Regions from separate parts of the Homo sapiens genome. Here all the other regions are linked to region 3. Evidence: chromatin contacts called from ENCODE POLR2A ChIA-PET data. All regions are on one chromosome and are shown on one strand. Each heading gives the region's core, a stretch centred on a gene start or an enhancer-like site at or near the end of the contact. The rest is flanking DNA. Distances are from core to core; before and after follow the strand shown. Region 1 holds the start of GABPB1-AS1 (GABPB1 antisense RNA 1). Region 2 holds the start of AFG2B (AAA ATPase AFG2B). Region 3 holds the start of ZNF770 (zinc finger protein 770).

Region 1 (4,888 bases), core at 2,387-4,886, about 15 Mb after region 3:
TCTTTATCCAGGAAGGCAAAAACTATTATCAAGTTAACCAGTTTGTTTCACTCAATTAGCTTTTTGTTCTTCCACCTGTAAACCTCGGCATATTTAATAAAACCTCAAAGTTTATAGGTAACTTGAAGACACCTAGCTCAAATTCTCCTTCAGTACGATTCCTCTACTCTAGAATCCCCAATTTGTCAGTGAACAGGAACAGCCTACCACCCAAAACAACTCATTCTATTTTCACAATTTTGAGGAAATTTATCTTGAAAGAGAATTGAAATCTGCTTCTTTTAAACTTCCACCCACTGACCCTAGTTCCTTCTGGTCAAGTCAAATCTGATCCTTCTGCATGACAGAACTCCAAATCCTTAAAAGTGGCTGTTACTTCTTAAAAGAAGCTCCTCTTCTTTAGGTCAAACATCCCATTTTTTCAACTTTTTCTCATTTCCATTTCTCTCATGATCAAGGTCCTCGTTTATGCTCTACAGATAAGTGATTTTGACACTTAGGTGTCTACCACCTTGGAAATGAGAAAAATTAAGGTCCGTTCCTACCCTACTTAAGTTTGGGCCTCTGTGTGGCTTTTTATTAGCTCTCCAGATGATTCTGATAAAGTCTGAGAATGAATACAAGGTCTCACTTATGATAGTATGCTACCCAAAAAGCCAACACAATACCCCAAATATAATATAACTAGTACACAGTAAAGTGGGGCTAACACCTTGCTCTGTCAATAAGCTGTTCTACCAACTTCAGAATTATTCACAGATGGGTGTGTTGGCTGACGCCTATAATCCCAACACTTGGGAGGCCAAGGTGGGAGGATCACTTGAGTCCAGAAGTTTGAGACCAGCCTGGGCAACACAGTGAGATCTCGTCTCTACAAAAAATTAAAAAATTAGCCAGACATGTTGGCAGGTACCTGTAGTCCCAACTACTCAGGAGGCTGAGGCAGAGGCAGGATCGCTCGAGCCTGAAAGGTGGAGCTTGCAGTGAAGTATAATCGCACCACTGCACTAAGCCTGGGTAACAGAGAAAGCAAGACCCTGTCAAAGAAAGAAGAGGTGCAAAGGGGAAAACAGGGAGGGAAGGAGAGAGAGGGAGAGGGACAGAGGGAGAAGGAGAGAGGAAAGAGGGAGGGAGGGAGGGAGGGAGGGAGGGAGACAGAAAGGTGCACTAGCCCACCAACTGAACTGACAGCTGATTGCACCAAAGCATCTTCTTTGTATAGAGCACTGTGATGTCAACACTGAGAAAAAACACAGGCCCTAATACTGATCTCATCTAGTGCTAGATTTACCTTCTAGAAAGCATGATGGAACAAACATCTTCAGAAAACTATAATACTAATTGTAGCTATCCCAATGTAGGCACATCAGAGCTATAGAAACATTGTGATTACTAGCTGGAAACCATACTAGTTGTTGGGGAGGAGAGGGGAGCAGAGGGATGACACTAAGGAAACTAAGTTGCTCTCAACTTCAAGATTTTGTGTGGGTTTGTTTTTCAACGTTTGCAAAGTCAGAAGAGATGGAGGCCATCAGTGAGTTCATCTGAACTCAGGCTACTTGCAAACAGAGACTGGGTAACTGCCTCGTGCACCCTCAAAAATAAATTCATGATGCAAAACTTCATGTAATTTCTGAATTTCTGAATTCCTCATGACGTGCACTTTACCTGTTACCTGTTAATATTTCTGGTACTGAGGGGCAAAAGAAAAAAGTAAAAAAAAATTCATGGTACAGGAGATGTGGTCCATTACAATGACACAATGTTATGGGAAAAAACACACTAAAACCAAGCATACTTTTTTTTTTTTTTTTGAGACAGAGTTTCGCTCCTGTTGCCCAAGCTGGAATGCAATGGCGCTATCTTGGCTTATTGCAACCTTTGCCTCTCTGGCTCAAGCGATTCTCCTGCCTCAGCCTCCCGAGTAGCTGGGATTACAAGCGCGCACCACCACGCCCAGCTAATTTTTTGTATTTTTAGTAGAAATGGGGTTTCACCGCGTTAGCCAGGCTGGTCTCAAACTCTTGACCTCAGGTGATCGGCCCGCCTCCACCTCCCCAAGTGCTGGGACTGCAGGCGTGAGCCACTGTGCCTGGCCAAACCAAGTGAACTTAACCAAGATCCAATCTATTTTCGTTTGAACAGCAAACATTAAAAGTACACCTGGTATTTTCTAACAATTACACGAAGAATGACCAGATGCTTCCTGTTGATGGAACAGTAGAGAACTATAGACTGACAGATTCAGACTACAGTTCACAGAAACAACTGGAAACAAACTTAGCTTCCTTTCAAAGCCATTAAAATACGGCCTTAAATTTTTATGCATTAATCAATTAAGTATAATTGTCTCCCAATAAGTATAATTGTCTCCCAACCTAGAAAACCCAGAATGATTCAGAGAGACAAAGAACTCTAAGGATATGTCTCTGCAAACTGTTCGTTTCACCAAAGGATTCACTGCAGAATTAATTTTCTGTAAAATCTGTACCTCCTATAATTTTCAACATGTTCTATCTTTAAAGATAACATTTACACAAGTGTTGATAGCATATGTGGAATTCACGTGTTACTTGTGTAAATCATTATAAATATGTAATAGAATTAAATGTTTTAATCACTTAAGAATATCTTCGAATGTTCCTGAGTCTCCGAGATCATAGGCAGATTATGCAGTCTTCATCTGTGATTTTGTTTAGTCACCTAAATTCCAACTTTTAAAAAAGTTAGAGCCCAGTAAAAAAAGTATGGGAATCAATCTTATTCAGTCTTGTTAAAATGTGTCTTGCATAACAGCTTGATTTGACTTGTATGGTGAAAGCACGGTAAGAATGACACATTTCTGTTTTTTGGTTTTTTTTTTAAAAAAGTATGAGTGTACAGTGGAGTGTTCCAGAGGTTACATGGTGTGCTAACCACAACAGTCTGACGTAGATCTGAGAATCTTCTATTAAACCAGGCATTAAAAAGATTTGCAAAAATGCAAGATGTCACTCTTATCATCTATGTTAACATGTAATGGATTTATTTTTTGTTTTTGGAAAAAAAAAACCAAGAGAAAAGAAAATAAAGTCATCTTTAGTTTCCTTAAATTCAAAGTCTGAGCCTGAAAATGGAAGTATCAAAGCTGATGGTTATACGTCAGTGAGAAAAAAATTTAAACCAAGCTGGGTGGGTCTTTACATGAGATAAACTATCTACAGGAAAGAATGACCACTAACTTCTGCATAATAAATGAGAGTGGATCTTTTAATTCTGAGATGGCAATGTACTTTACAAGGACCATTTACAGACTACATCAAACCTTTTTCTAGATAAAAAACGTACTTCAGTAACTTGCCTGAATTGAGAGAGCAAAACAGTCCGGAGAGAAAACTTAAAATGTTTCCACATTATCAAGCCCCCTTCAGAAGTACTGTGGTCTCGGCCCCTCCTTTGAACAGATGTCCGCTCGCCACAGTCCAATCAGGTTTAAAGCAAGAGTATTTGTACTGAAAACAAGCTTAAAGTGGGAAGACACACACAAAGCAGGCCTGTATCATTCCTTTGGTTTCAGTTTTCACGATGCACCCTTGAGGCTAGGCACGCTGATTCAACACACTTGGAGAGCTTCACCGAAACACACTAAACACACAGTGATGAACTGTGCCCTGGCAGAGATGACCTGGCAAAATTCTCAACTTCTTCCCTGAGGCAGTGCACCCGCAGTTCTCGGCGGCGAAGTCTTTGGGGCAGAAGTCCCGAGCCTTCAGAACGGCAGGCTTCTCCCCCTCAGGACTCCAGTCCCCGCGGCCAAGGCTGTCGCTGCGGGGGCCCCGCGCGGGACTGGCCAGGCTCTTCCATTAACCCTGTCTGGTCCGGCCGATCCCGCCGCGACCCGAGCGCCTCTCGGCCCCGCAGCACAGGGCGCCCAGGACCCGCCACCCTCGCCGCCCGTTCCCCTCTCCGGAGAGCCCGGCGGGGCCGTCAGGCTGCCGAGACAAAGGGTACCGCGGCGCCAGAGGCCGAGGCCCAGCCGCGCCTGCCTTCCTCTTTCTCCCGCCCACTGCCAACCTCCAGTCGCCCGCAGAACCTCCGCTGCCTCGGCGCGACCCCATCGCCACCCCGGGGCTGCCGCTCGGGACCGGCAAGCCGGGTAGCCGCGAGGCGGCCGCGGCATGCTAGGGCCGAGGAGGGGGCGGCGGCCGCCACCATGTCTGCCCGCCCCTCCCAGAAGCAGTGTGCCCAGCGGACAAAGCGCAGCGGCGGCGCGGGCGCCCAGGCCGACCCCGCCGACCCCCGCGGAATAAGCGGGGCCAGGAGCCCCGGAAACCCGGCGCCTTAATGCAATAAACAGGAAATCGCGGGGATGATCTGGGTTCCGGGGGAAGTGGAATTATTTTTTACCAGCGAAGAGATCAACTTCCACATCCGGTGGTAACAGGGCCCTACACAGACCCGCACTGACCTGGAAAAGCTTCGGGAGCGGCGACGGGAAGGCAGCAGGAGGTGGTGCGGGGACCCGAGGCGCCTCGTACCCGGCCGGGCTGACGCGGCCCCGCTACACACAAAGCGCTTCAGCTGCACAGGGCGCTATTTTCCGAAAATGCCGCGTCTGGTCGGCGCCCAAAATCCCCACCGAAAAGTCCCCCGTGCTGCGCGCGGAGGGACACATGGTGTGCGAGTGAGTCAAGCTCCCAGCATCCCTCCCGGACCCGGCCCTCTTCAGCTCATCGCCCGAGGATTTTCCGCCTCTGCCCTCGTCGGCAGATCCTGCTCCTACCCACTCCCTAGCTGTGTTCCCGCGGGGAGAGAGGGGAAAGAGGGTCTGATTTTTTAACGAAGGGAAAGAAAATATGCCATTTCTAGCGCTTCAGCCACACAAAGAAAGCGGCGGAATGATCCGCTC
Region 2 (5,005 bases), core at 310-2,809, about 10 Mb after region 3:
ACTCTTTTACATGAGATCCCTTTACATATTTAAGACAGTTATCCTGTCCTCAGTAAGTCTTCTTTCCCTCTCCCAGATCCTTAAAGCTTCTTGGAGCTGAATAGAAGGAACTCGATGAGGTACAGGCTTCTGATAAAATAACTTGATAGGCATGTAATTCACACCTTTAGGGGTCGGTAAAAACGATGGCTTTTTTTTTATTTCAAAAAATGCAAAGCTGTTATTTAAAAGTCCCCAAACCAAAAAGAACTGAAGCCAATGGGATTAAGAGGAAAAAAGAAAACAGGAAGTAATGGGTGACTTATCCATTTCAAGACCTCCTCCTGCTATTTTCTGATTCCTAAATTGTTCCAGAATCGATTTAAGCAGACAAGTACAGCTGAGACCAGGTAAGTTACTGTCAAGTCAAGAAGTCTGTCATGTCTGCCATGAAGTTTGGACAGAATGAGATCAGGAACTGGCATGGGTCTTAAGATCCCAGATCTGACAGTACTTCCCATTGATAAGATATTACTACACAGTCTGTAATTGATTATTTGCATAGATAGAAAAAAAAAACTTCCCAGCAACTTAAGCACTCTAAAATATCAGTTTTGTCAACTCACAAATTTGGGTTGCAGTGAAAGTGGGGAAAATAGAGGTAGGAAGATGTAAGTCAAATAAAAACAAGGTATATCTTCTTGTCTTTGAGTATCTGTAGTTCTTTTTTAACGGCAATTAAGAGGGATAGAAAATGTATTCCAGCTGATAAAAAGGAATTCCCTGTGCGAAAGGGAAAGGCAGAAAGCAGCTGGAAAAAAAAAATAGCAGGCAGTTGTCTTAATAACGTAGATAGGTATCGCCTCTAATACAGGACTTAGTACTGTTGTGCCCCAATTAGACAGTAAGCATTGATCGCATGAACTTTAGTGATTAACTTGTTGCCAAAGAATATTCAAAAGAATATCAGAAATCAGAACAAATGTACTGTTGGTGTGCTACAAATCCATCAGGTAGCCTAGTTTTCCTTCTTTCCTCTCTACAAGGGATTTTAAGCGCTACCGTGTGCTTCCCTCCCACTATGCTGGTACTTTCCCATAGGAAGGGTTGTGCCTGGACCTCCCAGATTGGAACCCCGATTACCGAAGGTCCCAAGGCTGTATTCTCAGTTACGCCAAGTCACCTGAGACATTTGCACCAGAGCACCCAAAATTCTGTGCCCATGCGGATAGTTAGAGTTTCTTCACAAAATAGCAAAGTCTCTAGGTTGCTATTCCAACGGCGGTAGTACTGATGCTCCAGTTCGAAGGCCAGGAAAACAGAATGTAAAGCCGGTGACTTCCAAGATATATGTAACCACCAAAGTACATGCTTAATGACCTAGTGAAGTGAGCTTAAGCCGCCTCCCAGACACCTGTAACGAAGACCATCTCGGGAAAGCTCTGGGTTAGGCAACTCGATTTCACGAAAGCGGACACCAACGCTCTACCCAGAGGCCCGAGCGTCGTCTAACGTTTCCATTGGCCCTTTCGGCCTTCACTCAGCTGCTAGCAACGCAGTCTGCCCTAGCGCATGCGCGCAATCTGCTTCCGGCCTGCGAGCTCGGTGTTCCGCTTTTTGTGGGCCGGGTGGGTTTCCTAATCTGGTTTCGTCTGCCTGGTTCATCTGTGTGCGATGGCTCCGGACTCGGATCCCTTCCCTGAAGGGCCGCTCTTAAAGCTGCTACCCTTAGACGCTAGAGACCGGGGCACCCAGCGCTGCCGCCTGGGCCCGGCCGCCCTCCACGCCCTGGGCGCGCGCTTGGGCTCGGCAGTGAAGATCTCGCTACCCGACGGCGGCTCCTGCCTCTGCACTGCCTGGCCTCGGCGGGACGGAGCGGACGGCTTTGTGCAGCTGGACCCGCTGTGCGCGAGCCCCGGGGCGGCGGTCGGGGCGTCGAGATCCCGGAGGAGTCTCAGCCTGAATCGCCTCCTCCTAGTGCCCTGTCCGCCCCTGCGGCGCGTCGCCGTGTGGCCGGTGTTGCGAGAGCGGGCAGGCGCGCCCGGTGCCCGGAATACAGCCGCGGTGCTGGAGGCGGCACAGGAGCTGCTGAGAAACCGACCGATCTCCCTGGGCCACGTGGTGGTCGCTCCGCCAGGCGCTCCTGGCCTGGTGGCTGCCTTGCACATCGTCGGCGGGACGCCCAGTCCCGATCCCGCTGGGCTGGTCACCCCTCGTACCCGCGTCAGCCTTGGCGGGGAGCCTCCGTCGGAAGCCCAGCCGCAGCCCGAGGTGCCCCTGGGAGGTCTTTCGGAGGCGGCCGACTCGCTGCGGGAGCTCCTCCGCCTCCCGCTCCGCTACCCGCGCGCCCTGACCGCGCTGGGCTTAGCGGTGCCTCGCGGGGTGCTCCTGGCGGGGCCCCCCGGAGTGGGCAAGACCCAGCTGGTGCGGGCCGTGGCGCGCGAGGCGGGCGCGGAGCTGCTGGCAGTCAGCGCCCCGGCGCTGCAGGGTTCCCGGCCTGGGGAGACCGAGGAGAACGTGCGGCGGGTCTTCCAGCGCGCCCGGGAACTGGCCAGCCGCGGACCCAGCCTCCTCTTCCTGGACGAGATGGACGCCTTGTGTCCCCAGCGGGGCAGTCGAGCACCCGAGAGCCGCGTAGTGGCCCAGGTGTTGACGCTGCTGGACGGCGCCAGTGGGGACCGCGAGGTCGTGGTTGTGGGAGCCACTAACCGGCCGGACGCTCTAGACCCAGCGCTGCGTAGGCCCGGGAGATTTGACCGAGAGGTGAATGGGCTTGGCGGGTTTGCCCACTGTCGGTGGAACCTCGGCCGCTTCTGGCGCCATTTGGCTGCCCCGGAGGCGTTTGCCTCTTAGGTTTGAGCATCGGTGAGGTTGGAGTTGGGGCTCTTTGCAATGCAGAGAACACGTTCTCTGCCGATATATGATCTGTGAGTCAGGACCTGTATTTCCCCAGAGTCAAATTGTCAGGACCTGTGAGTCAGGATCTGAGAGTCAGGACCTGTTTCCCCAGAGTCTAATTGTTTTGGGAAGCGAGGTGTCCATTACAGATTAATTTTGTTGTGCAGGTCCTATAATCAGTAATGTTAATTCTTAAGAGAATTTTGGTCACCTACAAGCGTGTTAAACTCATTTTTTGGAATGAGAATTTAAAGAAGGATAGCCTCAAGAAGTAAGTGTGTTGAAATAAAAAGGGAGAAGGTGGGGAAGAACTAAATGGAAGCAGGCATTAACTCTTCTGGATTTATTCATTCCTTGTCATAACACCAGCATCCTATTCCACAATTGAGGAGGTACCCACAACTGCTCCCTGAGTTGTCAGGGAGGTTGAATATTCAGAGCTGTCCTATTTTAAGCTTTGGTCCTAAATTGACTTGAATTCTAAAGAACAGTTTGAAATTTAGTGACTGATATTTCTATTTTGTGATAGGATTCAAAAGAGAAATGATAATTACACACTTTTAGCTCAGTTAGTTCAGGACTTGAGTGGATTTCTTCCTTGCACTATCTAGTACCTGTGTCCTTAAGGGCAGGGACCTAGCTATCTATACCTGGCTTCTAGAACTTTGTGTGTTCTTAAAAATAACAAAAACTTGTTAAATGACATAGAATTTTCATTGTGCAACTTTCTAGCCAGTGTTACTCCTCTGGAATATTAGGATTTTCGTATATTCAGAATCTAAAGTATACGTAAAGTGCACGGTACTAGTTCCAAAGTGGTTCACTAAATTGTCGTACATGTTTGTCAGGATAAAAAACATATTATTATTTTGGCCGGGCGCGGTGGCTCACGCCTGCAATCTCAATACTTTGGGAGGCTGAGGTGGGTGGATCACCTGAGGTCAGGAGTTCGAGACCAGCCTGGCCAAGATGGTGAAACCCCGTCTCTGCTAAAAATACAAAAAATAAGCCGGGCATGGTGGCACATGCCTGTAGTTCTAGCTACTCTGGAGGCTGAGGCACCAGAATCACTTGAACCAGGAGGTGGAGGTTGCAGTGAGCTGAGATGGTGCCCGCTGCACTCCAGACTGGGCAGCAGAGTGAAACTGTGTCTCAAAAAAAAAAAAAAAAGAAAAAAAAAATATATATATGTATACACACACATATATAAAATTTTTTTGGAAGTAATTCTTTTTTAATTGATCTATTTTTATTGATACATAATTGTGCATGTTTTGGGGTACATGTGATATTTTGGTACATGCATACAATTTGTAATTATCAAATCAGGGTGCTTAGGATATCCATCACCTCAAACATTTATCATTTCTTATCTGAGTGTTGGGAATATTTCAGATTCTCTCTAGTAGCTATTTTGAAATATACGAGAAATTATTGTTAACTATAGTCACCCTACTACACTATCAAACATTACACATATTCCTTCTACCTAACTGTATGTTTGTACCCATGAGCCAACCTGTCTTCATCCCCTCACCCCCAACCCTTCCCAGTGTCTGGTTGCTATCATTCTGCTGTCTACCTCCATCCATGAGATCAACTTTAAAAATAATATATTTTAAACTATATACTTCTTCTTCTTTTTTTTGTTTTGCTTTGCATATAGGTGGTCATTGGGACTCCCACACTTAAACAAAGAAAGGAAATTCTGCAAGTGATTACCTCGAAGATGCCCATCTCCAGTCATGTTGATTTGGGCCTTCTTGCAGAAATGACAGTTGGCTATGTTGGTGCCGACCTGACAGCACTCTGTAGGGAGGCTGCCATGCATGCCCTCCTTCATAGTGAGAAGGTAAGAAGTGTTAATTTATGAACATCTATGTTAATCTATTATTGTAACAGATTAATTTGGGGGTTAAAAAAAAGCGGTGAGTACATTTTCCTTAGAACATTTGATAGCTTCCACAGCTGTTGCTTATACATTTTACATCTCAACTCTATATAAATAGTATATGATTGAGGGTGGGGATAAAGGGCTGAGTCCTCTGGGTCTACTGAGTGAATTTGTTCCCTACTCTTATAGTAACTCCCTAGTGCTGAAGCCCAGAGCAGCCAAGAAATAGTGTGG
Region 3 (4,634 bases), core at 493-2,992:
CAAACCAAAAGTAATCAAGCCTTTATTCACTTACTGTGACAGTGCAAGCAAGTGGTAAAAAGAGGCACTGGCTCCCCAGTGGTCTACTAAATACAAGGACACTGGGTGAGGGTCAGTTGATGCAGTGCATATGAGGTAATCCTCTCACTGAAAGGAGCCCCTAACAAAAATCTCCTGCCTCTTATGGAACTTCAGAATAGGAAAGGGAGGGGAAGGTCTAGGAGTGAAAGAAGCTGGGTCAAAAATGGAGAAAAGTGTCTTAGCCACGGTCCTTCCTAGGAGGGCCTCCAAATGGAGGTACCCAGGCTAGGAAAGAAGTTATGGGATTTGCATATCTAGCAGGAGGGGCAGGGCAAGTCCTTGACTGCAACCCCCTCCAGAAAACTGCAATGCACCGGCCCATATCGAGTATGGTGTGGGAGGACAGCTTGGCCCTTGAGGCCAGTCAGGCAAAGCCTGGTAATTGTCCAATGTCAGGACTGAATGATCACACAGGATTTTGGTATAAAGCCAGATTCAATTCCTTTTGTATGTTTCTTCTTCCCTTTAATAAATGCTTTCGTGGAACACGCCTAAAAGAAAAAAATCACACACCACAACTACCTCTGATTAAAACAGGGATTGGCTACCTACAGCTCCTGTACCAAAAAGGAGCTACGGTTAATCATCCATTGTTAGCACTAAGATTGGATAACTGTTGTCACTTGCCTCCCACCACGTGGAAAAGCACTTACTGGGAGCCCTAGATTGTTAGAACCATTAGTGGCAAGTGGTGATCCTATCTCCTGTTTATGAGAGTCAGGTTAGGGATCCTCACCTCACGCACTCATGGAGCTCCAAATCCCATTTCAACCGATTTTTGTTGATAACATAAAAATAAAAAAGACTGTAATTTTTCTTATCTTAAACTGAAATAAAAGAATAGTAGATCTGCTCAGTGGTTCAATCCAGAATTTATCCTGACAAGAACAAGATACTCTACGTGAAGACTGTAAAAACTGTAAAAACTGACCTCAATAATATCCAATGTTGCCTCAAGGCTGAAAGCCTGTTGATTTTCTTGTCTTGACTAGTACCATTAAAACGATGTGAGGATTTCACGAAAGTAAGCGAACAAGAAATGAAAGACCTAAGAGAAACACACACAACTTTCAGTTGGGGAATAATCTCCGGCGGCTGCTTCTGCCCCACTCGCCCCGGGCCCATTCTCTTGGCCTTGAACCCTCACCTCTCCCTCCCAGTGGACTACACTGGACAAAGGACACTGACACACAGTCCTCGTTCTAAAGGCCCACAACCAATAATAAGCACGTAATGGTCGAGCCGAGTCCAGAAACCACAAAATCCCACGCCAGGAAAGGAAGGGTAAGGGTAAAAACTGCTTTGGCTGCAGCCAGGATGAAAACGCCACATGTGATACAACCCACAGCAACAACAAAAAAAAATCCCTCTACGCCTTCCTCTCAAATTTCTGCTCCGCGTGAGACGCACTCAATAGGTGGGGAAGTGAGAAAGCAAAAGGAGCTCAGGAACTGAGGTTGTGGAGCCCCCGTTCTTGGGTCCCCAGGCACCTTGGCGGTATTGAGGCAGGTCCGACCCTCCCTGGGGGTCGCTCCACTTCTCAGTCGGGTTTCTGAAGTCCTCCTCACGCATCTGGAGCTGGCGAGGGCCCGGGAGGCACGCACCTCAGGCCCAGGTGCCGCGAAGGCAGCGCGCGCACGTCCGCAGGGCCGGCGCGGCAACGGGCTGAGCGCGCAGGCGCGGCGCTCTGGCGCGCCCAGGGACACAGTCCGGCTGGAAACAAGCTCCCCCCAATTTCAGGGCCGTTGTCGCCTCCGGGCGGTCCGCGGGTCCCGAGCGGACTGGGACTCTGGAGACGTGCCCCCAACCCCACCGCCATTCACCCTGTCATTGCAGGGGAGAGAACAGAATAAAGACGGGTACATTTTCCATCTCACCTCTGAACCTCGGTTAGGAAAACGCTGTAGCCCTGACTAGTGGGCTCAAGGGCCGACTGGAAAAGGGCGAGTCAGCGTTCAAAGCCGATTCGGGGCAGCCCTCTCTAACGCAGAGGGCCGAGGATAAGAAGACGACAATGTGTTAGGGGCCCTCCGGGCTAGGACTGTCCTCACCACTTTGTACATTGCCAAAGTAAATATAACGTAGAGGTCAAGCGCAGGCGCTTTGTGGGCAGACATGACTGAGCTCCACTCGCGACTCCTCTAATGGCGTGCCAGCTGCGGACCTCATTAGCCCCGCCTCAATCATTCAGTATGTTTTGGTTGTCTACAGTGTACGAAGCCCTGTTCTCACAATTAGATAAAATGAGTGTGAAGTGCTCAACATAATTCCTAGTGTAGTAGGCCTTCAAAGAACTATTATCATTATTAATTACTCATATAGAATACAACTTTATGAAATGATAGGATCCCATTTTAAGATGAGGAAAATGAGGCTATCAGAGACGTTAAGGAACTTAATGTCACACAGTTAATAAACGATAGAGGTGCGATTTGAACACAGGTTGTCTAATACCAGACCTGCATTTATAACTGCTGCTTCCCAAGTTATAGATATTTCAGCATTTTATGTAGTCACAATTGAAGACCAAATATTTAGTTACAGACTAAGTTGGCATGTTATTACTGAATAAGATGCTAAGGTATCTACTAAAGATTTTAAGTGCAAAAGGCATTAGAGAAGAATTTACTGTGGATTTTTTGCAGGTTCTGATTGTAATTGTATCACCTTGAGAAAGGAGGAAATGAAAGCAGATTATCAGGCATACTTTTTTAACTCTAAGCAACTTTTTGCATTACTTTCTAAGGACCATCAGCAACAAAAATCAATGGTTTCTAATGTTGATATATTTTCCTCTACCAAAAAAATTAAAGCAGCTGAGCCAACAAAAATTCTCTGTTTTGGATGTGTTAGCATGAGGAAATGGCGAATAGGAAATGAGCTTTTGCTTCTCATGTAGGAACCCTGAAGGAGTCAGATTTGGGAGGGGTTGAAGTCTGCTTCCAACAGAAGCAGGGGTGGAGAAGGGAAAGGAAAGACTTCTGGTGTCCTAAATGCTAGTCCCAAAGTGGGGATGCTGTTTGTCCGGATAACCCTTGTAAATCTGCTCCATTCTGCAGCTACTCCTGGGAAACTTAACTCAGCCAAATAATGCAAACAATTGCATCCATCATCAGCCACATCAGCCTTAGGAGATACATCCATATCATGAGAAAACACTACCTGAAATTGGGGACCACTGGAGGGTGAGATTCGTTCTTTATCCATTACCTGCAAAACAAATTGGCCTTTGCATGGAGAGTCTGAATATATATTGAGTGTGAAAGCAGTTAGGACTTGAATAGGCTATTCTCCAAGGCCACATGCCCCATGTCATAACCTCCCCCATTTACCGTGAGAGCTATCTCAGGAGCCTTCTGGAAAAAAAAGAGAAATTAACATGAATAAGAGTAATCAAGGAAGATTTCATTGAATATGTGAAATTTGAACTAGCAGTAGTGGGTAGACTATGAATAAATAAAAAATGTGGGGGCAGGACAGAACATGGTAGGGCAGAGGTGGCAGGGTGAAGAAAAGATAGTATGAGAATGAAAAATAAAGGGGGTGCATGACATACGTTTGAATTAGTATCTTAATGCTGCAGCTTACTAGTTGTGTCCTTAGAAGTTATTTAACCTAGGCTGGGCGCGGTGGCTCACACCTGTAATCCCAGCACTTAGGGAGGCCGAGGCGGGTAGATCATGGGTCAGGAGTTCGAGACCAGCCTGGCCAACATTGTGAAACCCTGTCTCTACTAAAAATACAAAAATTAGCCGGGCGTGGTGGCACGTGCCTGTAGTCCCAGCTACTCAGGAGGCTGAGGTGGGAGGATTGCTCTAGCCCAGGAGTTAAAGGCTGTAGTGAGCCGTGTTCATGCCACTGCACTCCAGCCTGGATGACAGAGCAAGACTCTGTCTTAAATAAATAATAATAAAAATAGAAAAGATGTGCCACTGCACTCTAGCCTGGGCGACAGAGCGAGACTCTGTTTCAAAAAAAGAAAAAGAAGAAAAGACATATCAGGTACCAAGCTCTAAATATTCACTTCCAATTATATAAAGATGAAGCAGTTAGGCCCTGAACCTTAAATTAGTTTCTAGCCCAGAGGGGAAAATAACATACAAACAAGTATTAATACAATATGATAAGAGCAGATATATATAGGAGGAAAGAACATCTAAATCTGCTTGGAGGTTCCAGGTACAGATGGTCCCTGAGCTGCAGCTTCAATCAGCCATCTATCCATCCATCCGTTCTGCATATATTAAGCACTCGCTGTGTATCAAGTCCTGTTCTAGGCAAGGGGGACAGAGTAGCAGACAAAAAGTCAAAAATCCATGTCTTCATAGATTTTATATTCTACTGAAGGAGACAGACAACAGATCAAATAAGTTAAAATATATAATATGTTAAATATTAGTAAGAACTGAGGAGAAAAGCACAGAAGAGGGCTGTGAAGATTTGAGGGTGTGGGTGGGGATGCTGGCATTTTAGTAGATGGCCAGAGATGGCCTTAATGAGAAGTTCTGTGATTTTTTTTTTTTTTAATACAGAGTCTTGCTCTGTCACTCAGG

Evidence for each region. ChIA-PET counts read pairs that join two places held with the same protein, here RNA polymerase II (POLR2A).
Region 1: POLR2A ChIA-PET joins it to region 3 with 14 read pairs in CD4-positive, alpha-beta T cell. The contact joins the promoter of GABPB1-AS1 here to the promoter of ZNF770 in region 3. POLR2A ChIA-PET finds 5 or more read pairs at or near these places in 2 of 52 experiments (CD4-positive, alpha-beta T cell and activated B cell).
Region 2: POLR2A ChIA-PET joins it to region 3 with 11 read pairs in CD4-positive, alpha-beta T cell. The contact joins the promoter of AFG2B here to the promoter of ZNF770 in region 3. POLR2A ChIA-PET finds 5 or more read pairs at or near these places in 2 of 52 experiments (CD4-positive, alpha-beta T cell and naive thymus-derived CD4-positive, alpha-beta T cell).

Annotation. Positions count from the first base shown.
Region 1 is chr15:50,350,538-50,355,425 of GRCh38, forward strand. It overlaps GABPB1-AS1 (GABPB1 antisense RNA 1), which reads left to right and starts at 3,637. Exons shown (of 1, transcript NR_024490.1): 1 at 3,637-4,888. It overlaps GABPB1 (GA binding protein transcription factor subunit beta 1), which reads right to left and starts at 4,661. Exons shown (of 9, transcript NM_016654.5): 1 at 4,448-4,661. GABPB1-IT1 (GABPB1 intronic transcript) reads right to left here and starts at 4,342. Exons shown (of 1, transcript NR_026891.1): 1 at 1-4,342. RefSeq lists enhancers at 3,645-3,704, 4,443-4,888 and silencers at 3,835-4,044, 4,055-4,304, 4,885-4,888.
Region 2 is chr15:45,400,777-45,405,781 of GRCh38, forward strand. It overlaps AFG2B (AAA ATPase AFG2B), which reads left to right and starts at 1,560. Exons shown (of 8, transcript NM_024063.3): 1 at 1,560-2,742; 2 at 4,544-4,729. The coding sequence starts at 1,654. It also overlaps a transcript of GATM not described here. RefSeq lists enhancers at 1,013-1,062, 1,073-1,142, 1,533-1,692 and silencers at 1,773-1,852, 2,243-2,392.
Region 3 is chr15:34,986,545-34,991,178 of GRCh38, forward strand. It overlaps ZNF770 (zinc finger protein 770), which reads right to left and starts at 1,743. Exons shown (of 3, transcript NM_014106.4): 1 at 1,572-1,743; 2 at 1,013-1,129. LOC105370764 (a long non-coding RNA gene) reads left to right here and starts at 1,814. Exons shown (of 5, transcript NR_188212.1): 1 at 1,814-1,940; 2 at 3,141-3,266. RefSeq lists enhancers at 242-301, 382-431, 1,838-1,927.